Regions from separate parts of the Mus musculus genome. Here all the other regions are linked to region 2. Evidence: chromatin loops called from intact Hi-C (ENCODE). Cell type or tissue: gastrocnemius. All regions are shown on one strand. Links, peaks and the distances in the headings refer to the core of each region. The heading gives the core; the rest is flanking DNA.

Region 1 (5,116 bases), core at 741-4,740, 89 kb before region 2:
GGTCTAGTGTCCTCTTCTGGCTACCACAAGTACCAGGCACACACACTGTGCACATACATACATGCAAACGGGCAAAACACACATACATCTAGAATAAAAATAAGTAAATCTTTATATAGAAAATAATTAAAAATCACAAATCAAATAAACCTAAGAGGCACGTAGAATGCCCTATACCATCAGAGGAGAAGAAATATCATCTTCGTGAACACAAGTCATTCTCTGCTATAAACATCAGTGTCAGGTCACAAAACAAGTTTAAGTATTGAAACCATACAAAGTATCTTTTCCAAACTGGAGGAAACAAAAGAAACTTTACAAATGTGTGGAATCTCAATGAATAGTTTATTCAAACAATTAGGACAAAGAAGAAATTGTAAGATGAATTAGACAGTCTATTGAGACAACCATGAAAACAAACCCCCAAAGTAACCAAAACTCATACAAAGGCAGAGCCCAGAGGGAAGTTTACAGCTGTAAACCATCATGTTTAAAAAAATAAGGAGGAGCTACATCAAAACACAGCTTCACACTGTAAGAAGCTAGGAGAGTAAACTCGGAGCTAGTGAAAGAAAGAGAAAAACAGGAACAAAACAGAGAACAATAGAAAAATACCGAAAGTTAGTTCTTTGAGAAAGTCAATGAGATTTACTATAATAAAAGCTTGAACTCCAAAAATGAGAAAAATACTCAGGACAGGATTAGCAACCTTGTAGAGGTAAATGAACTACCAGAGAAAATGCTGGATAACCACACACTGACAAACCGTGCAGGACAAAGTTAAGAAGTTTCTAGGAACCGATTACTATTGACTGAAGGCGAAATAGGAAAATTGAACAAGAGATTGACTAAGAAAGGTATTGTAAGACAACTACAACCAACCTCCTTTGTGAATATAGAATAAAAAATTCTCAATAACGCACTAGCAAAATGATTCCAGCATGATATTAAAGGGATTATGTGCCATAATCAAGTAGAGTTTACCACTGGAATGTAAGGATGATTCTACATACAAAAATGAATCCACATATTCTACCACATTCATAGAAACGAACTGTATGATCACCTCAATTGACACAGAAAAAAATTTGAGCACGTTCAGCATTATTCATGATTAGAAAGAGACTAGGTATGGCAAGAACTGCCTTAGTACGGCAAAGGCATCCCAGAACAGTCCGAAGCAAGCATCTCATTCAGTGGCGATAACTGAACTATTTTTTTAAAGAAATCCACTTTTACACAGCCATTAAACATGTTGCTGAAAGATATAGGCAGAGCAATTAGAAAGAAATTAAAAAGCATGCAAACTGGAAAGAAACATTTGTAAACTTCAAAGTAGAGCATTAGTTAAATACTCTACAATACAACCACAGCTAGCAAGTTCTAGAGGGAAAGATCACACTCCTGAGGGGATTTGTTTGTTTGTTTGTTTGTTTGTTTGTAGCAGTTGAAGTGGAGGTTGCTCAGCCCATCTCATGAACCATGTGTGTGGTGTGTATGTGAGAGGACTGGCTAATTGTCCCAATTAGCTTTAACTGTCAACTTGACACAGCCCAGAGTCACCTGAAAAGGAAATCTTGATTGAGGAATTTCCCAAATCAGGGTGGTCTATGGACATGTCTGTGTGTGTGTGGGGGGGGGGTATTGTCTTGACTGTTAATTTTGATGTAGAAGAGCCCAGCCTACTGTGGGTGGCACCATTCCCTAGGTAGGTGGTCCCAGCCTGGAGTGAATCAGCAGGCCACATTCCTCTACAGCTTCTACTGTATCCTTGACTGTGAATGAGTTCCTGCCTTGACTTCTCTCAGTGATGAACTGTGACCAAAAACTGTAAGCCAATAAATCCTTACCTCCCCTAAGTTGTTTTGGTCAGAGTGCTTTTATCATAACAACAGAAGAGAATTTAAGACATTGACTTTTAAAAACATCTTAAGTGGTAAAATTTACAGCACCATTTATTTTCATTGAGACTGACCATTTGGGTGAGGTGCAGTGGTAACTGGGAGTTAGCATAAAATATTACGTGCTGGAAAGTATTTGTTAAAGTGTGGCAATTCTGGAAAAAAAAACATTTTTTATTATGAGTCTTTTGCTTCCATATTTCCCATGCCATATCAGAAAGATCAAACCATTGATTAGGGATGGCTATTATCTCTGAAGCTTCTGAAGAGCTGAGCAAGGGTGATGGGCAGGGATGGGAACTTGTTTGTGTTACAGATCCATCATAGTGGCATGGGACCACAAGGCATTAAAAGGCTTGAGAGACGTGCAGGGAGGAGTGGCTGCCTCAGGGTAGCATTGTATGGAGCTCATTGGTGACACGTGCAGAAGCCAAAGCTTGGTTACCCATATATTTCTTGGATTAGAAAGTCCAATTAAGAGAGGGAGTCTTGGGGCATAAACATTAGTCACACCCTTTGTCCTGTTCTGGGAGGCAACAAGGGGGTCTTAGGAAGAGTCAGGCCTGGGGTCTGAGAGCCGCAGGTTCCCGCCCAGTGTTGAGGCCATGGGGCACACAAAACCACAAATACCTGAGGGAGAAGAGGACTTGTGGGTGCAGCATTTCTTTGGGGGACAATGAAATTGTTTTAAAGTTGACCCGTTACATAACTGCATTCCTCATCTGTTCACCAAACAACAAGCTGTGAAACACGTTACAGCTTCTCATGGGCATAGCGACTGTGGACGCAGCAGTGTGCCGTTCTAGGTGCCTGGAGTCGTTAGAGACTGTCTGAGGTGTCCAGATGCACTGGGCCGTGTGCAGATGTCTCCGTATTTTATAGGAGAGACTCATATTTTGGAATTCTCAGGAGTCCTGACACCAGTGCCCTGCAGCTATCATGAGATGATTATGTGCTGAAAGACATAAATTTTGCACCTCAAATGTCAGGATTGCAGCTTAGGTGAAGTCCAGCTCAATAAACCTATCGAGGAGGGAAAAGAAAAGAATGGCCTCCCCTTGATCTCTTATTCCTCAGAATCATTTCCAGGTAGCCTCCGGCCCCAGGTAATATTTCCTGGGTCACCGGGGTGGCTGCCCATACTTTAAGCACCAAATAACAAGTCGCTTAGGTCTTTTTTTTTATAGCTTTTTAAAAACTATTCATACATTGAGTAGTTCTTTGGTTATAAAATTATTAATTAACTAACCATCTCTCTCTCTCTCTCTCTCTCTCTCTCTCTCTCTCCCTCCCTCCCCCCTCTCTCTCTCTCTGTGTTTATATGTGGATGTGTGTGCATGTGTACACTTGTGATTTTTTTTGTGTGTGGGTTTCAGGGTCTATGTAGATGTCAAATCGCAACTCTGCAATTACTTCTCTCCCACTTTTATGTGGGTTCTGGGATCAAACTCAGGTTCCCAGGCTTATACAGCAAGCACCTTTACCTGCTGGGCCATCTTGTTGGCCCCCAGGTCCTGTTTCCTGCCGCCCTGTGTTCCATGGGACAAGACCCTAGGAGGCCACTGAGTTAGTTGTCTTGTCATCAAGGAGAGTAAGAGCTAAGTGACAAATCTTGCACCACCACTCGTAGCTGTGCCTGCCTGAAGAGAGACAAGTGTTACACTCAACTAATTTATGTAAAGACCTGCTGCTCATATTCCCACAGTCCACACACACCTTCCATATTGCCCCCACTCGTGGCTTCTTCCCATACGGTCCTGGCCAGATGAACTGCTGAGATATCCTGTATTCCTGCTCACACCAGGGAGATAGCAGAGACTTCGTATCCATCCTGTTTCAGTAGAGGTGATGTTTTATCCATTCACCCACCCATTCCTCATAGAGACTTAGCTAGCACTGGAAGCCAGAAGGCATCAGAGAGGCCCAGGTTCAAATCCCAGTATCTCCACATTCTAGCTGTGCCACCTCCAAGCCTTTTATATTTACAGATGTGGGCTCTTCTATCTCCCTCAAGCTCTTGGGAGACAATCACGGTGAAATTCACATCCACATGATACCAGAGCCAGGCAGGGTTTGAACCTGTTGCATTTCTGGCCAGTAGGAGATCCACTTCAGCACACAGCCAATAGAGAAATGACTGTGCAGCACAAAGAAATGGTATCTAAGCTTCCCCCCTGCATCTCTTCACATTATGAATAAAGCAGGTAGATCAGGTCTGAGAAACCTCAATCCTCAGACAAAAGTAGAAACTACACCGAGAGAGCGATGTGTCTCTGCTAATAGGAAACGAGTGTCAAGTTTTCCAGGCATCTGTCTGTGACCTGTGCTTGGCCACCAGGCTTGGCTCTCCAGCAGGGGCACCACACTCAAAGCATTAAGGAAAACAGTCTTGCCATTTCTCAAAAGGTTAAACACCCTGCATTTATTTAGCTTGTTTTACTTCACATCATGCCTTCTTAGTTCCATCAATTTTGCTGAACAGTAATACATTACTATAGTACAATTTATACATACTAATTCTATAACTGTTAGGGTTTTTTAAAGATTTATTTATTTATTATATGTTAGTACATGGTAGCTGTCTTCAGACACACCAGAAGAGGGCATCTGATCTCATTACAGATAGTTGTGTACCACCATGTGGTTGTTGAGATTTGAACTCAGGACCTCTGGAAGAGCAGTCAGTGCTCTGAACCGCTGAGCCATCTCTCCAGCTGTTAGTTTTGATTATAAGCTTGCTACAACCTAGAATCATCTGGGAGGAGAATCTCCGGGAGGAATGTCTACATTGGGTTGGTGTGTGGGCATATCTGTGCAGAATCATCTAAACTGATGTGGGAAGATCCAGCCCACTGTGGGTGGCACTATTCCCTAGGCAGGGAGTCTCAAATTGTATGAGCAGAGAAATCACACTGAGCACAAATAAGCAAGCAAGCAAGCAAGCAAGCAAGCAAGCAAGCAAGCAAGCAAGCAAACAAGCCCATGAATACCTATGTACTTGTTTCTCTCTGCCATAGGTTGTAGATGTAGTGTAACCGACTGCTTGAAGTTCCTGCCTTGACTTTCCCAAAATGTTAAACTGTAACCTGGAATTGGATGTGGAAATAAAACCCCCTTTCTCACCCAAACTACTTTTTGTCAGGGTGCTTTATCACAGCAATAGAAAAGAAACTAAAGGCCATGTTAATCTGAAGTAGTTTTTTTTTTAATCTAAA
Region 2 (5,116 bases), core at 416-4,415:
TTCTCACAGACTTAGTGTGCCAGGTACAGGCTACCTCCCCTACAGGGTCACCATGGCAGCCAGAGGCGCCATGTGCAAAGCCCCAGTCCTTAGTGAGTGAACCCATCATGGAAGCATAGGGGAACTTAAAGGGTTAACGAATTATGTGGTAGAAAACCAGGGGCAGGGACATACAGAAAAAGAAGGGAAAGAGGAGGAGAAGGGAAGAGAGTGGGGAGAAGAAAAAGGATGGAAAAGGAGAGAAAGGAAGGAAGGCAGAGAAGGAAACGGAAAAGGAATCCTAGGGATCCTGCCCCACCGTGTTGGGTTGTTATCCGCAGACTGCACTGAAAGCCACTCAGGTTTGTGAGCCCGCCTGTACTCTGCTGTCTGTAGATGGCCCGTTCCTGTGACATCCCGCTGTTTGTCCCTCCTAAGCCAGTTCATCCCAGGAGCCATCAGGATGACTCCAGCTCTCCACCTACTTGCCAAGGTGCCCTCTCCCCTCCCCCGATCTTTGAGACTCCATCAAATAGCACCTGGGTGTCCTTCTGCCCGCATCGGTGTAGGACCTGCCACATCTCTGACCTGCAGAAAAGGATAAACATATCCAAAGGAAGATCCCTGAGCAAATGAATTGAGAGGTGAATGAATGATGCAGTGTCACTGCCTAGTGCTCTAGTGGAAATTAATGAGTAGAGAGAGGATCCCTGTCAACCCCACCGCCTTGTCCAAAGTCCCCAGTGGCCTTGTCCAAAGTCCCCAGTGGTGATCTCCCTTCACGTTTAGGAAACTCACTGGCACCCTTACGGATGACTTGCCTGTGGGATTGCCACAAGGAAGACAACAGAGAAGAGAAAAATGTGCCCTAAATTAACCCAAGAACATTTAAAAGTCATTTGCAACATGCTCGGGCCCTAAGTAAACCCGACCAAAGGCAGTGATTTCTCTGAAGCAACAAGTGATGTTTCCTGTGCGTCCATAAAAAGAACTCCGGTGGTTGTGGAGCTGGGGTGTAATTGCCGGCTCTGCAGATGGCAGGGCCAACCTGGGCTCCCTGAGGACGGGCGTTGCTCAGGGCTGGCAGGTCTAGAAGCATGGTCACATGCCCAGAGCCGGAGTACTCTGAACAGCAATTAGAGCAGAACCCACGGTGGGCGGCTTCCGATGTCTGGCCGGCGCGGCCAGCCTGACCACTGTGCATTGAATCCAAAACAGAAAAATGGCACTGGTTCTGCAATGCCAGGCCCCTGGGTGGCAGGGTAGCACCACCAATGTCAGCCGCTGCCTCGAGCACTGATTCAGGCTCCCTCTAAGAGTCCCCGTGTGGCAACCATGGTCCTGGGGGGACACCCAGTGACAAGCGAGCTTTTCAGGGCTCTAGTCGCAACGGGTGCCCTAGGTCGTTCCAAAAGGGACCGGCACGGGTTCACCAGGAACTACTCCTCAACATCAAACAGCCCACAGGGCACTAGGACCTGCATTGCCAAATGCTCCCCTTGGCTCAAATTAGAGGGAGAAAGCTGACTTTTCAAAAAGCCACTTCAACAGGAAACCACAGTATAAAAATCACTGGTTCCTGGTCAACCAAGGGACAGAGGGCTGGCTGGGCATTTCCGCATCACCACCTGCTCCTCGGGCTGTTGTAAGCACACACAGAAGCAAGGAAACTGCCAGGACCCATACCCAACACAAGCTCATACATGTGATCAAAGTCACTCTGACACACTTTTGTGAAGCCCACGGATACCGCTACGCTTGGGAGGTACAGATACATGTATACTGGCACCCAAAAAGAAGAAGCATGCATACATTCCAAAACACACACACACACACTGAGAGGCACACACGGCAAACGTATGCTTGTATCTAAGAAGCAGACATAAGTAGTTTGGCATTGGGGCTGGAGGTGGGTTCACATAAATCGTCCCCCTTTCTCTGACCAATCAAAAAATCTTGCCTTCCCGCCAACCCCTGTTGCAAGGCGAGTGCCTCCCTAAGCACTGTGGAGGAGATGATGGTCCTCAGCGCGCGGGCTATGTCGCCCTCCCAGGGGACTACCTAGTAATGGGTTTCCAAAGCCCAGGCAAGAGCCAGAACAGAAGGGAGCCCTAGAAGAGAGTACTCACCAGCCCATCACAGTTACTGAGCGCCACCGAGGAGGCTTTAGGTAAGTCTGCCACGTCTCCAACGTAGAGACAGCTCCCAAGCAGGGGCTCCACTCGGGTGTCACCCGTCTCACCCTGCCACTCCACGGTGGCCCCCGGAGCCACGAGCCGGGCGTTGGGCCGCAGCCGCAGGTGCAGGTCTCGGCCGAATACTGTGAGGTTGTAGAAAAGGCGTCCTCCAGGGTCCTGAGCAGCGCCTCCGGGCAAGCCCGAGGTCTGGTCCAGGGCAGCTCTGCGGGCTCGTACCCCCGCCCCGGCCGTCTCCAAAGACACCACGTGGGACACCAAGCGGCCCTGGGCGTCAGTGCGCACCGGCACCGCCAGGATGCGCTCGGCTCCTTGCCCCGGGGGCCCGCCTGCAAAAGAAAGGGGCGTTAGACTTAGCGGAGACCTCGGAGACTCTGAGCCTGTCGGCGGAGCCCGGCGCCCCCAGCCCTTGCCTCAGTTGAAGAAAAGGGACATTCCACCACGAAGCCTCCAGGAAGGGGCGTTGACAGGACCACCAGTCCGGAACCACGTCGCCTGCGGGCCGTCCCCTCTAGAGGACCAAGCCAGCAAAAGAGCTGCCCCAGTGGATTCCCAATTGAGGTTCCTCGGACACCTCGCAGTTACCCTAAAGAGCGACCCCATCAAAGTGCCCTCGCTCCTTAATTATACCGTCCTTGGTAGGACACGGGGCTCCTCGGAAATTATTCCACCTTGGTCCCCTGCTCATGCACCCTGACCCTTCAGCGGTCCCTGCTGCCCAAATGTCCTCACCATTGGCCTCCGGAGCAACCAGGTTCATAGGCGGCCTGTCCTCAGTCCAGCATCGGGCAGCCCACTGTCAGCCCCCCTCGCCCCGTACACTTAAGCCCGGGAGAGGTGGAGCAGGGTCCCACTAATCTCCGGGGAACCTCTCCGGGACAACCCATCCAATGCTCAGGGCCCGCAGGCGGCGCGCTCCGCACCGGCTCCTCCCGAGCGTCCCCGGGCGCCGCCTTGCCCTGGCTCCCCCGGACCCGCTGGTGCTGGTTCTGCGCGCTCCGCCGCTGGGTTTTCCCGGCCCTCCAGCGCCACACTCTGCATCTCGAGAGAGGCAAGTGCTCCGAGGCTCCTTGCGTTCCAAGGCATCGGGGTGCGCCCCCTGCGCGACCGCCCCGGCCCCGAAGTTGGCCAACTTGGCCCCGGGCGCGGCGCACAGAGTTTGCCCAAGTCGCCTCGGACGATGCTTGAGGAAGGGTCGGCGGGACGCACCGGGCAGGTTAGTGTGGCCGGAGGGTCGCGGGAAGTGGGGACCAGGCTGGCACCTACCTGGGGGCTCGGTGGCGGCGACGAGCCGGACGCTCGCGGGCGGCGGCGGCAGCAGCAGGAGAGGCGGCGGCGGCAGCAGCAGCAGCAGTAGAGCGGGGCAGAGCAGGCGGCGAGCGGCTCCCGCCGGCGGATCCATGGCAGCCCGACCGCAGCCGGGGCCCCGCACTCGCAGCCGGCGCGAAAGTTCCCCGCGCGCTGCCCAGCCCACATCTGGGGGCAGCTGGAGCCGCCCGCAGCTGCAGCACCGCAGGGCGCGGGGCGGAGGAGGCGAGGCGCGCAGGAGAGGGCGGGGAGCGCGGAGGGAAGGCGGGGAGAGCGAAGGAGCGAGCTAGCTAGCGGGCGAGGGAGGCGGGAGGAGGAGGCGAAGGCAAGCGAGGGGGAGGGCGGGGACGGCGGGCGCCTCAGCCTGCGGTGACCCGGCGCTTCTTGGCGCGGCCGCCGCCCGCTCCCCTCCTCGCTTCCCGACTCGCAGCTAGGCAGAGACACCCCGAGGCGGCGGCAGAGAAGCGCTGGAAGCCGGCCAGGGGTAGCCCACCGCGGGTCCCAAGTCACCTCGAAGGAGTGGCACCCCACCCGGAGAGCCCTATGTAGTGCGAGTCGCACTCTGCTGCCTTGGGACTCCAGGGGCCGTCTCACCCTCATTCTGTGCCTTGTAGCTGGATGAGACACGGGAAGGAAAAGAGGGTCTGGGAGGACATTGAGCCTGTTTCTATGTCCAGATGGAGGCTCCAGAGGTGGGTCGATACTTCCCCTCACGGAGCACTCCCCCAGGCTATCTCAAAGATCAACTTTTGCCCTCACTAAAAAAAAAAAAAAAAAAAAACCGAGGTTCCCTCAGCCCCCAACCCCTCTCTTTCCCTCTTCCAGTTCATCAGCCCCTGGGTCCCTCCACGCCCTCCATTGCAACCTCTGGTGGAGACTCTCCCTTCCCTCTCTTAACTTCGAGCACAGCTTAGTTGCTGACCTCAGCTGCCTCAGTGGGTCTCCTGCCACAGTCTGCCCTTGGGTCCACCAGAAACAGTCCTGAACACTCTTCCCCGTTTCCAGGTGAACATGCAAGGGCAGAGGCAAACGTCCCTGCCAGTTTGCTGTGAGTTCCAGTTTCTAACAGGATCCATCTTCTCCAGCAGGGTCCTGGTTCTCCCATTTCCTGGAGTCACTGTCCTGCCAAGGCTGTTGTCCTTGGGCACAGTGACTCCCCCAGCTCTTGTTTTCCTGGGTATCTCTTTCAGGCCCCCATGTATTGGAACACTTTTGCAATGTTATGTCCAGTTTTTGTTTTGCTCTTCCAGATAAAGACACCTGTCTCTTTGCTCTTCCACTCGCCCTTCCCCAAGCCAGTGTGGCAAGCCTAAAGCAGAAGGTACAGAGATGACTCCCTATGAACAAGAGGGCCCAGTCTTATGAGGGAAACTACATGATTTGTACAACTGGTGGCTTTCATGGTGACTTCAGATCCTTGGTTCTGTCCTTCCTGGGGCATGGTGTGCGGGCGTGGACCGCTGTAGTCTGACAACCACCCAGTGGCTTCCTTGCCTCCTGGGGACACCTGGAGTTGGATCTACTCTTCAGAAACAGTGATTTCTTGCTGTCAACATTGAAAGATGATGAGATTATTGGACGCAGCAGCTTATGTGTGTGCTTCCAGCACTAGGAAGTCTGAGACAGGAGGATAG
Region 3 (5,116 bases), core at 770-4,769, 170 kb before region 2:
CCAAATCAATCAACTAAGAACTTCTGAATAAAGGCAGTTCCTAAAGTGGACACCGCCCCTCCCCCCCACCTTGTAGACAGGGGCCAAAACCGCAGGTGGACGGAACACCCCCACTGCTTTGCAGAATGGTCCCTGCTGGTTCTCTCCTCCCCCCAAGACGCTGGGCTCCAGTCCTGAGACTCTCTTGGCAGACAAGGTGATTTCACTGCCACGGCAGGATAATTTATTGAAATATTGATCTGTGTTTTTGTTCTTGCTTTGTTTTCTTCTCTGCCTGTTCCAAGAAAGCAGGCTGCTACAGCGTTCCCCAGCCTCAAGGGGTTTGTGCTATGGGAACAGAGCTCAAGGGGTCTAGGTTCTGCTTCCTAGCTTTGGAATCCCAAGAAAGGTCTCTAGAGAGCAGGGAAGAGAGACAGACTTGGGGAACACTGCCCCAGATAGGAGCCGCACTACAGAGGAGGACTCCAGGAAGATAGAACTTCAGAAAACAGTATCCATGTGCTGTGCCCTTGTAAGCCTTGATATGCATGCAGGCACCCCAAGAATTAGAGCATTCAGGGTTCTCAAGTGACAAGATGTAGGTGGTGCATATATGGTCATCCCTTAATGTCTGCTGCGGGAGTGATTTTAGTACTCCAATGAAGACATCAGTAAAGGCTCAAGTCTCTTCTATTAAAGGATACAGCATTTGCTGCATCCCCACATCTCTTTCTGTATCCTTTACATAAACTCTAAATGACTTATACCATGTACCGCAGTGTAAGTGTGGAGCACATAGTTGCTATACTGATTGTTTAGGGAATAACAACAAGATAAAAGCCTGCATATGTTCAATACAGATGTCCTGCTTCCTCCTGATTATCCTCCATCTGTAGTTGGTGCAATTGGCAGAAGCCAAGCTGTGGGTGTGGAGAACCAACTGTATTTTCTCCCAACCTTTTCAAGGTCTGGCCTATCTCAAGCAGGCACTGAGGACCCAAGGGGAAGTGTTCTTTGTTCTTACTAGGTCTGGAACATTCTAGGGGGTCCCAGAGTGCCCTGTCCAAAGGATGGTCTGTGACAAGGCATCAATATTGTATCCAGGGCTAAGGACAGGGCACATATGCATTTTAGAAAGAGCAGATTCTTATGGGGGGGAGCAGTCAGGAAGGGGAAGTAAGTGTGGCTCACTGCACTGTTAAAGGGTCAACATCTGGTGGGCGACAGGAGATGTCAGGGCCAGGGGGTGTGGACATGGGCAGAGGATGTGTGGGGAGTGCCTCACGACTTAACAGGGAGGGTGTGCGATCTGGTCACGGTGCTGTGGCGAATCTATCTTGAAGATGGTCTTTTCTGTATAGTTTGTTCACCTGGTGAAATCTCCAGGGAGTGCCTGCTTCCTGATTCCAAGGAACAGGATCCACCACTAAATGTATATACAATTGGTCGCCTTCAGGCCAAGAGGCAACCTTGGGGCCCAAGCTAAGCCACCCAAGCTAAGCTAATAGAATCGAGGCTTAAAGGGCTGAAAAGCAGCTGATGTGCCTTAGAAGCACAAAGAAGTTTCTGTCTCTTTCCCCATGCCCTTTTCCCTCACCCTCCATACTTTCCACTTGGGACCCACAAGCTGTCTTTCCCCACATGACCTTAAAAGACTCCTCCCAAGGGTCTGGAGAGATGGATCAGTGCTCAAGAGTGCATACTGCTCTTGCAGAGGACCTGTAGCCCCAGCTCCAGCTCAGAGGACCTTCCCTACTCTCATGCACATAACCATGCCTACTGACCTCCACACATGCACACATTATTTAAACACCTTTTAAAGAGCTTAGCTTGAGGCAGAGATATCTAGGACAACTGAACATGTCTAGGCCCTTGGAGAGAGACCCAAGCTGGCTGTGGGCTCCCACAGGGCCATATCTAGATACACTGCTTGTTAGACAGGGTCGAGGCTGTCCCTGTGCTGTTCAATGAGCATTCATGATGATCACAAATGGGATGAATTAATGAATGAACAAAAATCAAATATACACACGCTGGAGAGTCACGCTGGGCCAGGGAGGGCCTAGAGGCTGCAGGAACATTCCTAGGAACTCATGGAAAAGCATCACCAGCAGGGACAAGCCCAAATGCTGATGGCAACAGCCAAATTCTTGGCTCTTTGAGAACAAGCCTCTGCATACGTCTCATTTAAAATTCAAAACTGCCTAGGACATAAGCACTGTCATTATCCTAATTCCCAGATAAGAAACTTCACCTCTTGCCATTAAAGTCGTTGACTCCAAATCCTGAGGTGGAGGTGGACGTCATACAAAGGTTAGGAGGAAGTTTGGCTGGAAGTAGGTCTACTTCTAGACAGAAGGCAAAGGAAGGGCGGGCTATGGAAATAACCACCAGGTGGCGCTGCTGCTACAAGAATGCAATGCCAAGATCCTGAGGGAGGTCGGCAGGCTAAGGAACACAGCTCCTCCAGGCTGGGCGGCAGATCTGACTTGCAGCCGGGCAATGGTAGCCCTCTAGACACCAGACAGATTCTGGGGTCTCACCCTAAACAAACCAATTAAGGCTTGTGCAGAGAGCTGTATTCCAACCGCTGCTCTCTTGACACTTGACTGTTTACTGTGGAATGCGCTGAATTATTTATGTTCTTCCCTCCTTCGGTCAAGGAGACAGAAAAAACGGGATCTGCTGTTTGGAGGCCAGTCTCCATGCCTGCCAACAGGAAGGCTCTGCAGGCTGGGCGCCACCACGTGGTGTCTGTGAGCACACACCCAATCCCAGGGCCACGGACAGGGAGCTGGAGGTGTGGGGTACAGGGTGCACTACTGTTCTTGGACACTTTCAGTCCCTTTCTGGGCTCCTCTGACCCAAAGTGTTTGGGTCCAACCTGAGTACCCAGCTTAGGGCTCAGGAACTTTGACCTGTGACTGTTTGGGCAGGACATCCAGTTTGCAATAGTTATTGTTAACACCCATCTGAGAATCTATAATCCCCTGGGAGATTTGAGCGTGCCTGTAAGGGATTGTATTGATTCTGTTAACTGAGGTGAGAAGACACACCCACCATGGTGGCGCCATTTGCTGACTGGAAGCCTGGGGAGGACAGAACTGAACAGAGCTAAGGATAGGTTGTTCTTTGGTTTGACGGATAATGTGACATGACCAGCTACCTCAAGCTCTTGCCACTGTGGCTTTTCCCTCCATAATGGACTGTAACCTGGAGCTATAAACGGATATAAACCCTTCCCTTAAGAAAGCAAGACACAGTCCATACCCACAAGTCTTTTTCCTTGTCTACTCTGGCAGTGACCATGTGGCCCACTCTAGTGCCAGTGGTTCAGGCTGCAAGGAGACCTGGCTTCAGCTGGTACCAAACCCATCCCAGAATGCCCTGGCCCTGGGAGACCTCAGGCTAGCCCACCAGGCAGGAATTAAGAAAGCACACACAGGGCTGAGATTCAGGCTGTGTAGAGCTCTCTTCTCAGCTTCAGTATTGCTGACCTTTGGGGCCAGTTAACTGTGTGTGTGTGTGTGTGTGTGTGTGTGTGTGTGTGTGTGTGTGTGTCCTGAGCATCTCCCAAATTATAACAGTGAAAGTGTCTCTAAACATCAACCCGAGTCCGTGAGTGTGGGCATAAAGTTGTAGAACCATCGGTTGGGAGCATTGGACATAGGGGGAATGGCACAGGGGAGCCAGGCTCAGCTCACCCAAGATCTGTGCTCTCTAGCCTGACAGAATGACAGCAACTGGCTCATCCTCTAGGGACAAAGTGGCTGTCATGTATGACTTTTGGTAGATCACTCACCCCGTGGAGCCACGTTTTCACTGTCATATGGAGATGGTGACAGTGACTATGGGTGCCCCCTTATCATCAGGGGATGCCTGTCAGTCCCATGACAGGATGCCTGAGACAGTGAGCTGAGCAAGGCTCTGAGGACACTATGACGCGTCCTCCCAGGCAACATCACCAAGACGGAGTGATTAAAACATACACGGCTTTGACGGTTATGTGACTGTACTCTCCTCCTTGGGGAGAAATACCGCTGGACCACAGGGCCTGGAATCCCCGAAGGAGGTATAAATAAAGTCATCTGACTCCCAGCGAAGGGAGCCTGAAAGCCAGGTGGGGGTGGGGGTGGGGGCTTCAGACAGTGAAGAGTCAGCAGTCCGTCTGATCTCCGTGACTGCAGTCATTCCTGTCAAGCACTGGGGTCCCTCAGACTTCCTCTTGCTCAGAAAACAAGATTCTGCCATGTTAAGTAAGTCATCCAAGGTCCCACACGTACCCCTGGGCTGGCATGAATGCCAGGACCAGGGCCCACCATCTCTGATGGCTTCAAAACAAGTTCTGCTCTATCTAGCCTGACTGCCTGCAGCCTCGGGGACTCCCCAAGGCTGGTGTCTTCTGTTCCCATCTGTGGCATGCAAGGTGATGTGGGTGGCTCAGAAGTCATGGTACAGGTGCCTTCTAGACCCGCCAGGGGAAAGCAGGCAAGAAGGTATACCCATCGAAGAAAACCAAGCTACTAGAACAGGATTCAGTGTTAAATAAGAACTCCTGACATGGTCTAAAAATTAGACTTTATATCTTGGAACCTAATTTCTAATACAATAGTATTAAGATGTGGAACCCTAGAAAGTTATCAGGTCAGTAGGACAAAGGTCCCTGAACTAGAGTGGCTCTCATATAGCTCTGAGACCTGTCCCATCCACCACTCATGAGCATGAAGCTACCTGTGAGGACTCCAGATCTCCTGACATTCAGACTTTGGACTTTCTGGCCTTCAGAACTATGAGCAATAAACTGTCATTTATTAAGTATCAACCTAAGGTAGACTCATTAGACCAGATCAAAAGGACAGAGGCGCCCTCCGGTGGTAGCGTCCAGCATTAGCACTGTCTCATCTATTCTAGACCTAATGGCTCTGGTGAGGAGGTGTGCCTAGGATGGCTGGCGACAGGTAATTATGCCAGGGGGTCTTTCCCAGACTAAAGTATAGACTGAGCTTGGCCCCTAGGGTCTTTGATTCAAGGCTATCTGAAAGAAGGCTCTCTCCCATCCATCCCAGGATCCTCTCTGCTCTTTCTACAGTGGGACACATGGCAAAACCACAACGGTGTTGGCCCAAGGCTTTAGCCT
Region 4 (5,116 bases), core at 621-4,620, 150 kb after region 2:
GCACAGCTAAAGATGCCAAATTAGGCGCCAGAGCGCATGACAGGGGCTGTTCACTTTATTTAACAAGAGTCACCATAGAGATGAGAGTAAGACAGTGGGAGAGATGACGGTTGCTAACAGCAGCAGCCTGAGCCTGGTGAGCCCCCGGAGACAGAGCCTGTACCATATCTAAATCAGGGGTTCATCTCTGTCTGGAACTTCATACTTTGGGGGGCACTTTTTTAGTGAAGTTTTATTTATTTTAACAGCAAATGTCAAAAGTGTTTAAATAAATATTACCCCCTAACATGTGTAGCTGTATTATAGGAGATTCAGTTTTTTCTTGCCATTTTTCCTTTGCTGATAAAAAAAAAAAAAAAAACAGGAAATGAAATCTGGTTTATATATAATTTGTCACACATGTAATATACCCAACTTTGTAAGCACTCCAAGTTTTCATTAACTCTACTGAAATATATTCACATTAAGAAATCTCTCAGCCCTAATGTTGTTAGTTTCAAACTTCCCAACTTAGTTGTTTTGCTAAAAATGCAGATTGGAGCCAGATGGAGGGCGAGGCACCCCCATTTGACCTTCCTCCTAGCCAGATTCCCACAAATGGCAGGAGAACCTTCTCTGATTAAAAGAAGCGTGAAGAAGAAAGGGAGAGAGAGGAAAGGCAGGCCCGTGCTGGAATGGGAGGGCAAGAAAGGCCACCATCACTGACCACAGCATTTGCCATCAGTCTAAAGCTAGGGTTGACAAGCCATGCCCTCAGTGGCAACTGAGGCTCCGTGCACCGGAAGGACCAGGAGCTCCTCTACTCTGAAGGAGCAGAACCTGGCCCACCCCACTATCCTCAAAGAACAGAATCAGGTTCCTGGGAATTCTCAGACAAAAAGATGGGCAGATGGCCAGGAATCTACAAGCACTTAAAAAGTAAATCACCACAATAAAAAAAAATTAAATATGCCACCAAAGAATTACAACCAAAGGAAATGAATAGAAGAAAATAAAGAAATTATGATATAATTTCCATCTTCTGCAGTATGGTAGAAAATAGTTCATTCGTTTTAAAAAAAAAAAATTATAACTAGAGCCAAGTGTGGTGGTGCGAACCTGGAGGCACTCAGGAGGATGAGGCAGGACGATGCATCTGAGGCCAGCCTGGGTTACATGGTAAGATTTAATCTCAAAATAGGTTATAAATAGTAGAAACTGAAAATTAGTTCTTTAAATGCAATAGATGGGAGCTGGAAAGGCATGGCAGCAGTTAGGAACGCGTTTCCAGCACCCACATAGGGCTGGTCACAATCACCTGTAACTCCAGCTCCAGAGGATGCAACACCCCCTTATGGCCTTTATGGGCATCTGTGCTTATAGGTGTACACACATTAAAAATACAATAAATATATTTTCTTTAAGCCAATAGAAGAAAGATAGTAAGCTACACATAACTGAGGGATGGTGGTGTCGTAGAAGATGAAGCTAAATGTGAGAAGTAAACACTCTGGACTAAAACTCACCAGACGCGGAGGACAGATCCAGACATTCCAACGTCAGTATGACAAGGGTTTCCCGAAGAAGAGAACACACAGGCGGGAAATGAAGAAATGACAAAAGAGTTGATGGTGGTAAGCATTCCAGGCATAGAAAGGACATTGCTCATCAAATTAATCAGGTCCATTTAATGTCAATTGGGTCAAATGAAAAGTCAGAGAACTTTCAAAACGTAGGCACATTAAAGTAAATATTTACAATATAAAAAAAAAACAAATAGAAGGGAAATCTTGATAACTTTTAAAGAGAGAGATTAAATTAATCATAATAGCATGAAAAATATGTTAGCATTAGATATACCATCAAAGCTGTGTGCTAGAAGATCGTGGAACAATCTAAAGAGTTCCTTATTTTTACTTCATGAGTGAAATATGTGACCCACGTGTGTGCCTGCCATCCATGAAGATGGGTAGACAGCATTAGACCCTCTGATCTGGAGCTACAGATGATACTGGACGAGCTTGTGGGTGCTGGGAACAGAACCCAGGCCTTCCACAAGAGCTGCGAGTACTTTAAGCACTGAGGCATCCCTCCATTCTAAAGATTATTTTTAATTTAGATTTCAATAACCAACCAAACTACCACTCAAGGGTAAATGTTAGATAAAACATTTCCAAGCATGTATGGGACCATGCCACCTCCCAAAAACCCAAGAAAAATAGAAAATAGAAACTCAAGTTGGATTCTTACAGTCACATTGGACAGCTCACAACTACCCGTAGCTCTAGTTCCAGGGGATCTAATGCCCTCTTCTGGCCTCCTGTATTCGCAAACACATAGATACACATAAATAAAAATAAATCTTTTTAAAAATACTAAATTTCAGGCAGATGTGGTGGTGTATACCAATAAGCCCAGCACTTAGGATGCACCCCTGTGCACATGCATCCCTGTCTACAGGCATCCCTCTGCACATGCAAGAGCAGGACTTAGGAACTATTCATTTAGCCCTGCCACACAGGCTGGAGAGATGGCTCAGTGTATAAGGACATTTTCTGTTCTTGCAGAAGGTTTGAATTCATTCTGAGCACCCACATCAGGGGGTTTACAACCACCTATAATTCCAGCTCCAGGGAACCTAGCACCCTCTTCTGGCCTCTGCAGACACTGCATTCACATAAATGGATACACATGTGTGTCTCACACACACACACACACACACACACACACACACACACACACACACACATATACTTTTACAATTTTAAAGAGAAAATATTGGGAGAGATGGCTCATTGGTTAAGAGCAGTGACTGCTCTTCCAGAGGCCCTGAGTTCAATTCCCAGCAACCACATGGTGGCTCACAACCATCTTTAATAGATCTGATGCTCTCTTCTGGTGTGTGTCTGAAAACAGCTACAGTGTACTCACATACATAGAATAAATAAATAAAAAAAAAGAGAGAGTGAGAAAATATTTAAAAGCTATGAGACTTCTAAAAGAAGTATAAATTAAAAGTTCTCTAAATCATTGAATCAATAAGCTGGTTTTGCTCTTTTGAACAAATGAAAATTTTTGTCAATTTCATATATTTGTATTCACTCAGGGGCAGGTGTTTAAAAAAAGCAATGGAAATCACCTAAGAAATGTATTTAAATAATTACATAACTTTTCAGCTCCCTTTAAGCTAGTAATACAAGAACTGGGGGTGTTGCTCCACAGCCGAGAACTTACCTAGTGTGTCAGGTCATGGGATCGGTCCCTATCACCATAAGAAAGAAAAAAAAATCAAAGAGGAAAACTCATGAGCATGGTGGCAGGTGCTTGTCATCCCATCTGTCAGCAAACTGAGGAGGGGGTCATGAGTTTAAGACCAGCATGGACTGCAGAGTGAGACCTTGTCTTTATAATAGAATATATAAAAATCATGCTAGCTAAGAAGTGCCTAAATTGAGATAGTTATACTATATGACCAAAACACTCTCTCTCTCTCTCTCTCTCCTCTCTCTCTCCTTCCATCCATATCTCTCTCCCCCTTTCATCTCTATCTCCCTCGATGTGTGTGTGTGTGTGTGTGTGTAGCTCAAACTAATGGAGCCACACACACTAGGCTCTCAGCTCTCTACTGAGCATCACCCCTAGTACAGACAAATTCTCTTAGAATTCTAGGTCACTCAGATAAGCTAAGCAACATTCCTGATGGGTGCTTCTACATCATAAATTGAAACTTAAGCCCAAAATGCAAAGCTAGGTACTACGGCTCTTGCCTGCAGTCCCAGTGCTTTGGAGCCTACACTAGGAGAATGGTGAGCTTGGGGTTGGCTCCGGTTACATAATAAGACCACATATCAAAAAAAAAAAAAAAGAATTTTCCTAGCCTACCAAGCACAATATAGACAGTACCATAGTATAACAGAAAACACCAGGTATTTACCTCATGGCTGTGGGGTCACTACCCAGCACCCCAAGACAGCATCATAACGGGAAAAGATCCAAATTGAAAACTCAAAGTATGGTTCCTTCTGAATACTTCTATCATCAAGAATTTTAAAAATCTTTAAGTCATGTTCTCATAAACTGGGTACTGCTACATTTGGAATCTGCAATGTCTTCCACAAGCTCATGTTTTAAACAGTCAGTTCCCACCATGTGACTGCTGTGGAGAGGAGGACTCTGAATATTACACCTGAGCCTGGTTCTGGCCAGCCATCTCCGACTTCTGGTTGGTGCCATGTGAACAAGCTAGAACCAGCTGTGGCCACCACCTCCCGCCACCAGGGACTATGTCACTACACTGAGACTTCCCCACTGGGATGAACTGAAATGCCTCTTAACTGTTATTCAAAAAGAATCTTCCCTCTATTAAATCGTCAGCTATTTGGATCACAGCACTGAAAACTAACCAACGCAGGTACCATCTGTCTGTCACCATAAGCAAACAGAAACATCTCCTTTGTCCTTTCAAGACCAATAAAAAAAACTTTCTTGTAACCGAGGACTGCAGGATACAGGGTGTAGTAGGTCAACATTTTAGCCCCAGATCTTCACCTGTGCCCACACTCCATCCATAGCCTCAGTACAGGGAGAGAGCCATTTCCAACCCTTGACCTTGGGCTTGGCCAATGGGGTATCAGCAGACGTGATGCCGGCAAAAGCTTAAGATATGTTTGTGTGGCAGATGTGCTCCCTTGAGGCCCCTGACATAATCCACCGGTGTGCACGCCCTTACTAATCCAAGGACGGGGATGATAGACATGTAGAGAGGAGCTGTCCGGCTGCCATAGCAACCACCTGCAAACTCTGCCTAAGATTCAAATGATTAGCGTTGGGTGCTGCTGTGATTTGGGGATGGCTTGTTATACAACATGATTGTGGCATTAGCTAACTGATACTTGGAGGCCAAAACATTCAGGGACCTCTGTGGTACCTGAGGAGTAACTCCGGGGCTTTACCGTTAAAAGGCTTCTCTTCCTCAGGTGGCTACTCCTGGAAGAGCCACCCCTTTCTAAGCACAGCTCAGTGACTCCAATGCTCTAGCATGCTGCTAGGGCAACAGTGCAGAGATAGCTGTCAAAATAGTCTTCAAAATGTTGGCACCCACTGACCCAGCAATTTCACTCCTGCGTATTGATCCTAA
Region 5 (5,116 bases), core at 476-4,475, 71 kb before region 2:
CCGGCTGCTCTGGGTGAGTCGCGTTCAGGTCTGGAGCCCCAGTCCTGTTTCTCAGCTGTGTCTACCTGTATTCTTCTGTCTTTGCCATCATGGTGGCTGACTTCAGGGCTGGTGTTGGACTCTCTGAGTCTCTCCTAAAGACACTTGTCCAGGAGCAGGCCATAGATGGCTTGCTGCCTACACCTCTGTAACACACAAAGCCCATCCACTTTACTTCAGAGAGAAGGTCTCACTGAGCTGGAAGCTTGTCAATTCACCTAGTCTATCACCAGCTTGCCTCAGGGATTCCTTATCTCCACCTCTGAGACACTTGCTTACAGGCCCGGTGACAGGTCCTCTTTGTGTTTTATATGGGTGCTGGGCTCTGGACTCCATTCCTCACACTTGTGGGGCATATATTTTATCAACCCAGCCATCTCCCGAGCCCTCCAAGATATGGTCTGAGTAGACCCAAAAAATTCTGTCCCCGGCACAAATGTTATTTGCATGCAGACTTATCCCCAGAGACATCACATCTCTTCCAGCAATTGCAATTGCTGTATTGGAGACCTGCAGAGAGCAGACCTGGTGAGCCAAAGGCCAGCATAACCACCAGACACGGCTAGCCTTATTAATTAAACTCCAGGCACACCTGTGAGGCGAAAGGCACTTCATTTCTGAGCTGTGTGCTGTCTGGAAACCAGCATGGTCACTGTGTACCGCCAGAAAAGCTCTTTGGGGGACATTTGCAACCCAAATCCAGGGCACATAAGGCAAAGCATCGATTCATTGTGTCTGGAGAAGAGACAGCAATAGAGAAGAGACAGTGAGGGCTGAGGGAACCTGAGGTTCCAAGACAACAACATCCCTAGAATCCTAACGCTGTAGCAAGACAGGGGCTCTGGACAAAGACATAAGGACGATTTCGACTCACCCCAACAGCTCAATGCTATACCTACTTAGAGATGGAGAAACTGAGTCACAGAGCAGTTGGACACCTTACCCAAGGCCCTATAATGAACCAGTCACTCAGCCAGACAGGACCTACCCATTTACACTCTCCCCTGCACCAAATTAGCTCTCACACGATGCCGATGTCGTGCCCTCCACTAAACTGCCCCCATGCTTGCTGGGGAGCAGCTGTAAAAGCAAGACAGCTCCTTCAAAAGACGCCAGTCATTTTCAAGAACTGCCTCTTGCATCTGAGTTGGGGCTACAGCCAAGCCAACACTGAGATTGTCATCCTCTAAATGACATTGGTCATCTATCCAAGAACCAAAGCAACAATCCAAGACTTCCCCAGGTCACTGTCTCCTGGTGGTCCTTAACCCTGAATCAGAACTCACTGATTCATAGAAGAAATGAGAAATGGGGTGTGGGTCCTGAGGCACAGATAAATTGAAACTGAAGGCAGAAGAGAGCAACCAAGCACACAGGACTGTCAGCACCAGTCAGGCAGGGTGCTAGGCATAGACTGCTATGAAGACTGACTCTCCCCCCACCCCACCCCCATCATATCTCTATTGAGAGATGAGGTGAGGCCTGAGCTGCCCCGTGCATGGCTATTGCCTTTATAGCCTCAGAAGAACTTACAGGGCAGCACTCCCACACCACAGACCCCAACCCAGGAGGCCAGCCAGACTAGGGGACTGGGCCCTGCCAACTCTGCTGACGTTCTGTCCCTAGACAACTCAGGGCCCCAGGGAATGTACAGCCTCGGGTTCTCCCAGAGCCAGTTCCCACCCACCCTTCCCAGCGTGAAGCCACGTCACCACCCTGGCATCTCCCAAAGTTTTCCCAAGGGCCCAGCCCTCGGGACAGGCACACTGCTGCCTCTGCCAAGGGTGTGCTCAGCTCTGAAATACGCCTTCCGGCGCCCAGGCCAGATGCCTCAGGTTTCACAATCAGTGCTTTCCTTGGGTCCCCAGGCTGCAGGAATGGGGTTGGGGACTGAGAGGGCACTGAGTACCAGATTCAGTGCTGTAAGCTGACCAACCGACACAACAGGGCATGGAAGAAAAGGGGTTACCACACAAAAGAGCCAGACCCCAGGGCTCTGGCAAGAAGTTCAAGAAATTCATTCAGACACAAAGGGTCCCGGTATGGATATATGAACCAAGGCCAGATCTCAGATTCAGTCCTAAGTCCAGCTCCAGCCAGAGCCCTCTCTTCACCTTCCTCTGCGACCCCAGGGTTCAACACTTAGATATGTGGCTTGAATCATTGGCCCCAGGGTGTCCACAATTTATTCCCCAGAATCCACCATTGTTACCACAGGAGATTAGATTGAGCACCTTGGGATGGGGAGGCTGTCCAAAATTATGTTAGAAGGCCCTAAAAGTCATCACAAATGCTTTCATAATGGTGAGAAAGAGGGAGACTTGTCTCCAGCAGAAGAGGAGGAAGTAATCTATGTGGTCACAGAGATCAGTATGATGTAGCCACAAGCCAAGGGAGGCCGGCAGCCACCAGGCAGATGGTGGAAGAGGCTGGAAAAGGCTCTCACAGACCCATCTTCTAATTCTGGACATCCCCCCCCCCCCCCCGCAGGGCTCTCGGAGATTATGCCATGCTGTTTAAGCCACTGAGTTTGTGATGTTATTGCAATTGCCTCAAAAGACTGAGTGTGGTCTGAACATCTATGTGCAGGGCCAAATGGCGCCCTCATCTGGTTGTCAGCAAGTCTGCACCCCCTCCCCACTGTACCTCCTCTCTGGTCTCTCAAATCTCCTTCCACGCTCCCCACGACCCAGACCTCACCTGTGCTGAGTCCCCTACCTAGACCTCACATGTATATGGAACTGAGTCTTGGTGAACTCCCTGCCTGGGAGTCCCTACACCTCCCTTCCCATCCAGAGGCTTATCCATACAGCCTTTACTCTATTCCCCTAACACCTCACTTCTACCCCACCCCTATGGCACCCCACCTCCAACCTCAAGCACACTGCAGCCTGAGCAGGCTTGCCAACATGCAGGATGCTCAGTCAGGTCCCCAGAGACCTTTTATGGCTGTCCCCTGCATACAGGACATTGTCTAGATCCTAGGTGAGCTGTAGCCATCACCTGCTCCCCCCCCCCTGCAAGCACCTGGGCATCAGCTCTGCCTCACCCGCACCCCAACCCCATCCCCACCCCCACTTCACCCTGCATGGCTCCCTGCAGCCTGGAAAACTCCGACCTGAACTCAAGGGAAGGTAACCCGATGACATCTAGTCAGGAGGGATTGGCTTCCCTGTCTAGGGGGAGGGCTGGCTGTGGGCCAGTCACTCGGCCACGTGGAGAAGCCAGTTGGTGCCTGTGCCTCATCCTCTCTCTCCAGGCCTGCCTTGGCAGCAGCAGGGCAAAGCAGCTCCCGTGGTGTGGAGTCACTTCTGCCCATCAGGGAGGACACCCAAGCCTGACAGCAGCGGGCAGAAGCTTGGCACCCGCTGCTTCTGGAGAGGAGGTGGCAGCCAAGGTCACTGGCACAGGACTGTCTGACTTCTTTCAGCCCTGGGGCAGTGTGTACAGCTTGGCTTGAGGGCACAGCAACCCAGAAGGAAGCAGGTCCCCAGGGCGGGAACCACCTGCCTCGTTTCCATTCTGAGGTATAGCCAGGGGTACCCCAGGGAAGCAGCCTAGTGGGGAAGACTGACACCGCTTCAGCCTCTGCATCTCAGAAGCCACGGCCAATGGGAGGGGCCTGTTTTATTTGGTCCATACTGTGCTTTTTTTTTCCCCCGAAATTTGAAGCCACATTTTAAAATGCCTAAGAATTCTCATAAAAAATGATCATCTGAATTCTCTTGGTGCTAATACATTCAACTGCTCCAGATCCATGAGGCTACCTATGAGACAGAGCAAGGTCAAGAGAAGTAAGGGGGAACCCCTGCTTCAAATAGGGTCTCTGGTTCCACCCTATGCCAGAGGCAAGGCGGGTACCATATGCCACACACTGCTACATCCATACTGCTGCTTTCATCTTTACAGAGATGTCTTGTTGTCTGTGTTTATAGTAGAAGGAGAGAAAGGAGATTGGGGGGTGTAGCTCAGGGGTAGGATGCTTGCATATCATGTATGAGGACCTGAGTTTAATCCACAGCACTGGGAGAGAATGGGGGAAAGGGATGAGAGCCAGGCCAAGGGTGGATGCTGTTTGCTGCTGTCTCATTGAAGGCCTCTGAATGTGTAGCTCTGGTCTTGATAGTGGGACACTGTGCAGACAGCTCTGTGTGTATGAAAGGGAGGTGGGGATATCGAGACTATGACACAGGGATCTTCACAGAATCCCAAGTGGAGACACAGCCTTCGGTGCCAACAGCAAGGCCAGCTGTTCTGTGTAAGTGGCCTCATCTGTCTGGCCTTCCCAGGTGCTGGGTGACATCTGCCTGAGGCAGGACCAGGTTGCTGCTGTGCATGGGTGCTCCACTGGAGTGCTGTCGTATACTGCTTCTCCGGCTCAGATTTCACTTTCTGCATGTAGCTGAAAGGGAGTTACTGAAGAGATGGAGTCCTGACTCCTGTGACCTGTCGCTGACACTTTCCAAGACAGAACAGTGCTTGGCAGATGTGATTAGATCAAGGACGTTGACGTAGGGGAGGTATACCTGGGTCACCCAGAGAAACTCAAATGGAATCAACCTTCCAAGAGGGAGAGGAGACGTAGGGAGAGTAGACATGTACACAGATAGAGAAGTGAATTCTGGCGACCTCTGAAGTGATGTGCCCTCAAGCCAAGGGCCTGAAGGGTCAACCAACACATTCTCTCCTACTATCTCCAGAGGCAGTGTGACCCAGCCCACATCTCCATTTCAGCTCAGTGACAGTGACCTCTGGTCTCCAAAAGTATGACATAATGTGTGTGTCTATCCAGCTAGGGCTCCACAGCTGTCTTAGGCTTAAGGGTGAGTTATGTGCCAAGATCACCCAGTTCCAAGCGCAGAGTGGGTCTTCTGGCCCAGTCAGGGCTTCAGCTGTTGTCCCCACTAGTGCTGCCTCCATAGTCAAAAACTTCAAAGACAACAGGTAGAAGCTGGGACAAGGTTCAAGGATGGACCCAGAACTCGAGTTTTTGTGACAGATAAGTTTTGCCTTCTCTGGGGTCTTGATTTTCATTGTCCTATCAATACTCATTAGGATGTCTTGAACCCATATGATG
Region 6 (5,116 bases), core at 585-4,584, 160 kb after region 2:
CTCGCCCACGTCAACACCTGATCTACTCGATCCCCAGGGGGGATGGACACAATACCTCGTGGTGATGAGACCATAACCTCAATCACCTGTGTGTCCATCTGGGGAGTCAATATGAGAGTCAAGTTTTCACTAACTTCCCCTCTGTTAGGCAATGATTTCCAAGCCCTTATAGGAATCTGATTCACCTGCTCAAACACCTGCAGTGGATATCCTGTCTGTTGTTGTGCAAATCGACCTTGATCAAGCAGCATATCTCTATCCCATGCAAATTTAGCTTGATCAGTGAAAATAGGACATCCCAGCAAGGAGAATCTATCCTCTTTCCAGACCTCCGGACAGAAGGTCTGCCCATAGATGGCTGACGAGGAGGCATAGGGAGGAGGCGCAGAAGCTAATTCACCTCCTCCTCCGCCTCGACTCTGTTGTCCTGTCCTTTCTGTCCACCTGATAACACTGTGTCTCCTTTCTTTTTCCTTTTTCTTTTTAAGCCCTTTTCCTCTTCCGACATACTTTCTTGTTGCTCTGTAAGGATTTTCTGACCTGTCTTGACTGCCTCTACACACAAACAGTAACAGAGTCCATATATCAGAACAAACAAGACCAAAACTATCAGACCTACCCACAAAGGGTCAATGGGAGAAAAAAGCATAACTACACAGCGAGGATCTATTGATCACTACACTGAGGTTATCATAGTTCCTTAACTTGTCCCCAAACTGGGAACCTTAACTTGTCCCAAACCCGTGAACCTTATCTTTACTTTGTGCCTGCTTCCTGGCAACTTTATGCTTGCCTCTATTTTATCCGAGGTCCTTCCCAAACTCCTGGGTTACTTTGTGCCTACTTCCTGGCAACTTTATGCTCACCTCTATTTTATCGAGGTCCTTCCTAAACTCCTGGGGTCGCAAGTTTCACTCACCGTGAACTTACCCTGCCGGCAACCACTGACTGCTGAAAGTTCTGAACTCGGTGGGGGAGTCGGTTCCCCGTACGGGCCACCAATTGTCGCGCCCGCTCTCGACCAGCAAGAACACGCGACCACCAGTCCTTCTAACAGCAGTTTATTCAGTCCTCATCTCTCTTCTTTCTCTTCATCAGTACCGTTCCCCAGCTGAAGAGTTCTGAATCCACGCCGGATCCTTCTCAACAGTCTGTTTCACGGGAACACTTTATTAACCCCTTCTTCCCCGTTATGCAGTTCTGAATCCTCCCTGTAGCAGGGGGTCTTCTCTCTTGCCTGAAGATGTTTCTTTTCCCGGGTTTTCTCGTCCCAGGTCTTCTCGTCCCGTCCCGGGTTTCAGCACCAATTGTTATTAGACGCGTTCTCACGACCGGCCAGGAAAGACGCAACAAACCAGAATCTTCTGCGGCAAAGCTTTATTGCTTACATCTTCAGGAGCCAGAGTGCAAGAGAGCAAGCAAGGAAATGGCGAAACCCCATCCCTTTTTAAGGAGAATTATCCTCCACCTAGGACGTATTACTCCCTGATTGGCTGCAGCCCATCGGCCCAGTTGTCATCACGGGAAAGGCAGAACACATGGTGGGAAAACTGCCCCTGCATGTGTGCAGACTATGTTTACCACTTAGAACACAGCTGTCAGTGCCATCTTATAATGGCAAATGTGAGGGCGGCTCCTCACACCCATGTGGCATAGCAAGGCCTTTCCTCCATGCCCAGCATGGGGGAATAAAAGACGTGAAAGCAATGAATGGCCATTGATTAGTAAGACCAGGACTAAGCAGACTGGGCTGTCATTCATCCTGAGGTCTTCACCACGGCCACGCCGATGCCTGTGCCCCCTCTCAGACTTCATCTTCTCATCACAAGAAACTGAGACTTTGGCACTGTACATATTTCAAAAAAGAAAATATGTAGTTATGATTAATTTTTAATATTTATTAAGATAATCTTGAAATTATTGAGAGCAGATTTAAAGTGCTCTCACCACCAAAAAAAATGATGTAAAGCAATTACCTGCTAATGAACTTAACGACCCCATGATGAATACACATTCAAAACATCGTGTTAAACACAGTAAATATATGCAATTTTATTTATCATATATCAACGTAAAAAATACTTTAAGATTTTGGAAACTGCAGGTGCAAAGCTCCAGCTCTGGGGGAAGCTGACGCCCTCTTCTGGCTTCCCCAGGCAACTGCATCCATGTGCACATTCCCTCCTCAACACATACGCATAATTAAAAACTTTAAAATATTTTTAATTTTAATTTTTTATTTAATTTTTTATTTTATGTGTATGCATCTTAGTGTACATATGTTTATCACATACATGCAGGTACCTACAGATGCCACAAGGGGGTGTTGTATCCCCCAAAGCTGGACTTAAAAGAGGTTGTGAACTCTTCGGTGTGGGTGCTAGAAACTGAGCCAGGATCCTCTCAAGAACATTGTGTGCTCTTAACCACTGAGCCATCTCTTCAGCCCCTAGAATGTTTACATTTTCAAATGAAAATAATGAGTGCTTTGCATTGTAGCAATAGTATATGAAAATAACTACATATTATTAAAAATTAGTGGGAATCTGAGAGTGTTAGTGCACACCTTTGACTGTAGCACTCAAGAGGCTGAGATGGGTGGATCCCTATGAATTTGAGGCAAGCCTGATCTACATAACAAGTTCTAGGCCAGCCAGTATCAAAAAAAAAAAAAAAAAAAAAGAACAAAGAAAGTTTTTAATTAGTTTAAAGAGCAGCATGGTAACATTTACAGCTCTCTAAAAAGATTCCTGGCTTAGTAGATGACAGCTGGATTCTCACATCTGCGTCTATGGAATGCCACACATCTTGAAGTCTCTCTGGAAATTTCCACTGCATTCTCAGGGGAGAATGAGAAGTATGTGCTTTAGAAGTCAAATTAAATCTTAACGCTATTATGAAAATATTTGGGGCCATACTTTTAAAACTACTGTATACAGTCTAATTATTGCATAAAAGAAGGCAAAGACTGAATTATGGATAAGTAACACAGTGCCCCCTAGTGGTACTTTTAGTCATTACAATCTTCTTCTGATTATGGATCACAGTTGTGTTTGTGCCTTAGATATATCTATACATATTTTATGAGCAACACATAGTGTGTGAGTGTGTGAACATGTGGAGTGTGTGGACATAGGTTGTGTGTGCAAGGATATCTAGTGTACTGTAAGCAAGGCATTTGTGCATATGGCATGGTATAAATATATGTGCACGTAGCATGTGCATATGGTTTGCATGTTGTATTGTATGAGATATATGTGCATGCATATGATACAGTATCTTTCAGGAAATGTGTGTGCCTTGTGGGTGTACAGGTACATATGCTATGTGTCTGCCTTGTCTGGGTATATATGGAGTGTTCTATGTGACATGTCATATTGTATGTGGTACGTGCACATACCATGTGTTTTGCTGCAGCACATTTTGTCTATGTACGTGTTTTTGTGTATGTACTGTGTGTGATGTATGCTGGCATGTGTTGTATATATGTCTGTGGGGCATGTATAAATATGTGGTATGTGTTTAGGTATTGTAGGTGGAAGAGTTAACTTTTCATCTTCTTCTACATGTGTGGACTGAATCATTTCAGTCTTTCACAAAGTGTGCATTAAACCACCCGGAGACCAACAGGCAGGCTGAAGCCCTTGGAAGACGTACACTCCTCTCCAACATTCTTTATAGCATAGCCCTTGCCCCCATTTTCCAGCCATGGCTCTCTTTTACAGGTGAGGCAGCTAGAATAAGTACTAGATGTAAGATTCCAATTTGAATCTTCTGACCAGCAAGAAACTTAGTGATTCTGTACTAGTGTTGTAAATGATAATGATAATAACATGAAATGCTAGTGTAATTGACATACTAGTGCTGACTGTGACCTCAAATATAAATGTAACTTCATAGTATTAGTGTCGCCAGGTAAACATTAAAATGTTATTACACTTCTCTGAGGTTAAAAAGCAACAGCCCAAGCGTAGGTCAAGGGTGTCACTCAGTGGTAGGGTACCTGCCTAGCAAGCGCAACAACCTGAGCTACTCTCCAGCACAACACACAGCATGTGAGCGAGTAAGGAAGTTTCTGAATAAAAAACAATATGGGTGTGTCCCTGGGAGCAGGAGGTGGGGGTTTCTCCTCTCAGAATCCTTACCAACCCCTCTGTCTTCCCCCTGCTTCCCATGGAGAGTAATCCTGGCTGTGCCTACAGCCACACCCCCACCTGCCCAAGGTACTGTCCATCTCCAGCATCCTCCCTCCAGCTCCATCAGCTTTCCACATTACTGGCCTTCTCTAGCATATTAAGATGCTGCTGCCCGCCCTGACTGAAGAGAACAAACAGAACACCCAGTCTTACCTCCTCTGCCAGTTGTTTGGCTTTACTAATCTCTCATTCCTCCCCACGTCCCACCATCTCACTTAAGCCTACGCCAAATAGGCTTCTGTTTGCTTGGTTTTGCATGCGGCTCTGGGAAATTATTTTAATCAAGATCTCAGGTTGTCTCTGCCTGCTGGTCCTCAGTCAGCTCGCTTCCCTAGTTTCCTCTTCTTTGTGTATGGGGTAGGGCGGGGTCCGGGGTCTCAGCAGCCAGCACGGGCTGGCCTCCACATCTCAGTCCTCCAGCCTCAGCCTCCTAAACCCTGGGATTGCAGCTGGATTCCTGCCCATTTTGGTGACTCCCTCCCTGGGTTCTGTGATATCTCCCTCCACCCCTCCTTTAACACACCTCTATTCCCCTATCCACTTTGCTGGCTCTACTTCTCCATGGTCTCCTTTCCCTCTCTGTCCACCTACTTTCCCTTGTTCTCTTGGCTCATCTGTATATCCTCTCCTGCTTTGCCAGTGAGTGGAAAGGCATCTGTGACTAGTCCTGGCCTAGGAGCTGTGAACAGAAGAGGCAGGTCATTTCCCGGCACTGCCTGGCACACGACTCTCCAGCTGCCTTTTCTCTGGCTACAGCTATTTGAAAAGATCTTCACATCGAGACGTGTGACCAAAAACCAAAGCAGCTGGATGGCTGAGTCACGCTATGAGAGACAGATGGGCTGGGAAGAAGCCCAGACCTGCAGCAGGCTTCACAGGAGCAAGAAACGAAGTGCGGTGCCAGGTGTGGTGGCGCACGC

Evidence for each region. Hi-C counts contacts between places; a loop is a spot of excess contacts. Peaks named below come from ENCODE experiments on the same cell type or tissue, not always from the same donor. Only the 100,000 strongest peaks of a DNase experiment are listed, where the experiment ranks them.
Region 1: it touches region 2 in a loop (2.4-fold over the local background); 3 of 42 quality-filtered maps call a loop at or near these places.
Region 3: it touches region 2 in a loop (3-fold over the local background); 13 of 42 quality-filtered maps call a loop at or near these places.
Region 4: it touches region 2 in a loop (2.6-fold over the local background); 11 of 42 quality-filtered maps call a loop at or near these places.
Region 5: a loop joins it to region 2, with 6 times the contacts of the local background. A loop is called at or near these places in 6 of 42 quality-filtered maps.
Region 6: a loop joins it to region 2, with 4 times the contacts of the local background. A loop is called at or near these places in 11 of 42 quality-filtered maps.

What each region holds. Positions count from the first base shown.
Region 1 is chr11:50,690,288-50,695,403 of GRCm38, reverse strand. The region is part of intron 3 of Adamts2 (a disintegrin-like and metallopeptidase (reprolysin type) with thrombospondin type 1 motif, 2); the gene reads right to left. Among named protein-coding and RNA genes, the nearest start is that of Gm39819, 5.0 kb to the left of the region's middle. In gastrocnemius, for the core only: no CTCF peak of the experiment used is centred there; no DNase peak of the experiment used is centred there.
Region 2 is chr11:50,600,624-50,605,739 of GRCm38, reverse strand. Adamts2 (a disintegrin-like and metallopeptidase (reprolysin type) with thrombospondin type 1 motif, 2) reads right to left here and starts at 3,655. Exons shown (of 22, transcript NM_175643.3): 1 at 3,441-3,655; 2 at 2,109-2,503. The coding sequence starts at 3,576. In gastrocnemius, for the core only: CTCF peaks have their summits at 2,480, 3,212 and 3,966; DNase peaks (open chromatin) are centred at 2,029, 2,445, 3,301, 3,801 and 2 more places; H3K4me3 peaks cover 3,301 bases; H3K27ac peaks cover 2,238 bases.
Region 3 is chr11:50,766,947-50,772,062 of GRCm38, reverse strand. The region is part of intron 5 of Adamts2 (a disintegrin-like and metallopeptidase (reprolysin type) with thrombospondin type 1 motif, 2); the gene reads right to left. Among named protein-coding and RNA genes, the nearest start is that of Zfp354c, 58 kb to the left of the region's middle. In gastrocnemius, for the core only: a CTCF peak has its summit at 2,362 (motif pointing right); DNase peaks (open chromatin) are centred at 2,395 and 2,712; H3K4me3 peaks cover 501 bases; H3K27ac peaks cover 490 bases.
Region 4 is chr11:50,450,079-50,455,194 of GRCm38, reverse strand. No RefSeq gene overlaps it. Among named protein-coding and RNA genes, the nearest start is that of Rufy1, 22 kb to the right of the region's middle. In gastrocnemius, for the core only: a CTCF peak has its summit at 2,566; no DNase peak of the experiment used is centred there.
Region 5 is chr11:50,671,281-50,676,396 of GRCm38, reverse strand. All of the region lies in intron 3 of Adamts2 (a disintegrin-like and metallopeptidase (reprolysin type) with thrombospondin type 1 motif, 2), which reads right to left. Among named protein-coding and RNA genes, the nearest start is that of Gm39819, 24 kb to the left of the region's middle. In gastrocnemius, for the core only: a CTCF peak has its summit at 2,649 (motif pointing left); DNase peaks (open chromatin) are centred at 1,743, 2,655, 2,957 and 3,308; H3K27ac peaks cover 4,000 bases.
Region 6 is chr11:50,441,712-50,446,827 of GRCm38, reverse strand. No RefSeq gene overlaps it. Among named protein-coding and RNA genes, the nearest start is that of Rufy1, 13 kb to the right of the region's middle. In gastrocnemius, for the core only: CTCF peaks have their summits at 2,151 (motif pointing left) and 3,004 (motif pointing left); no DNase peak of the experiment used is centred there; H3K27ac peaks cover 365 bases.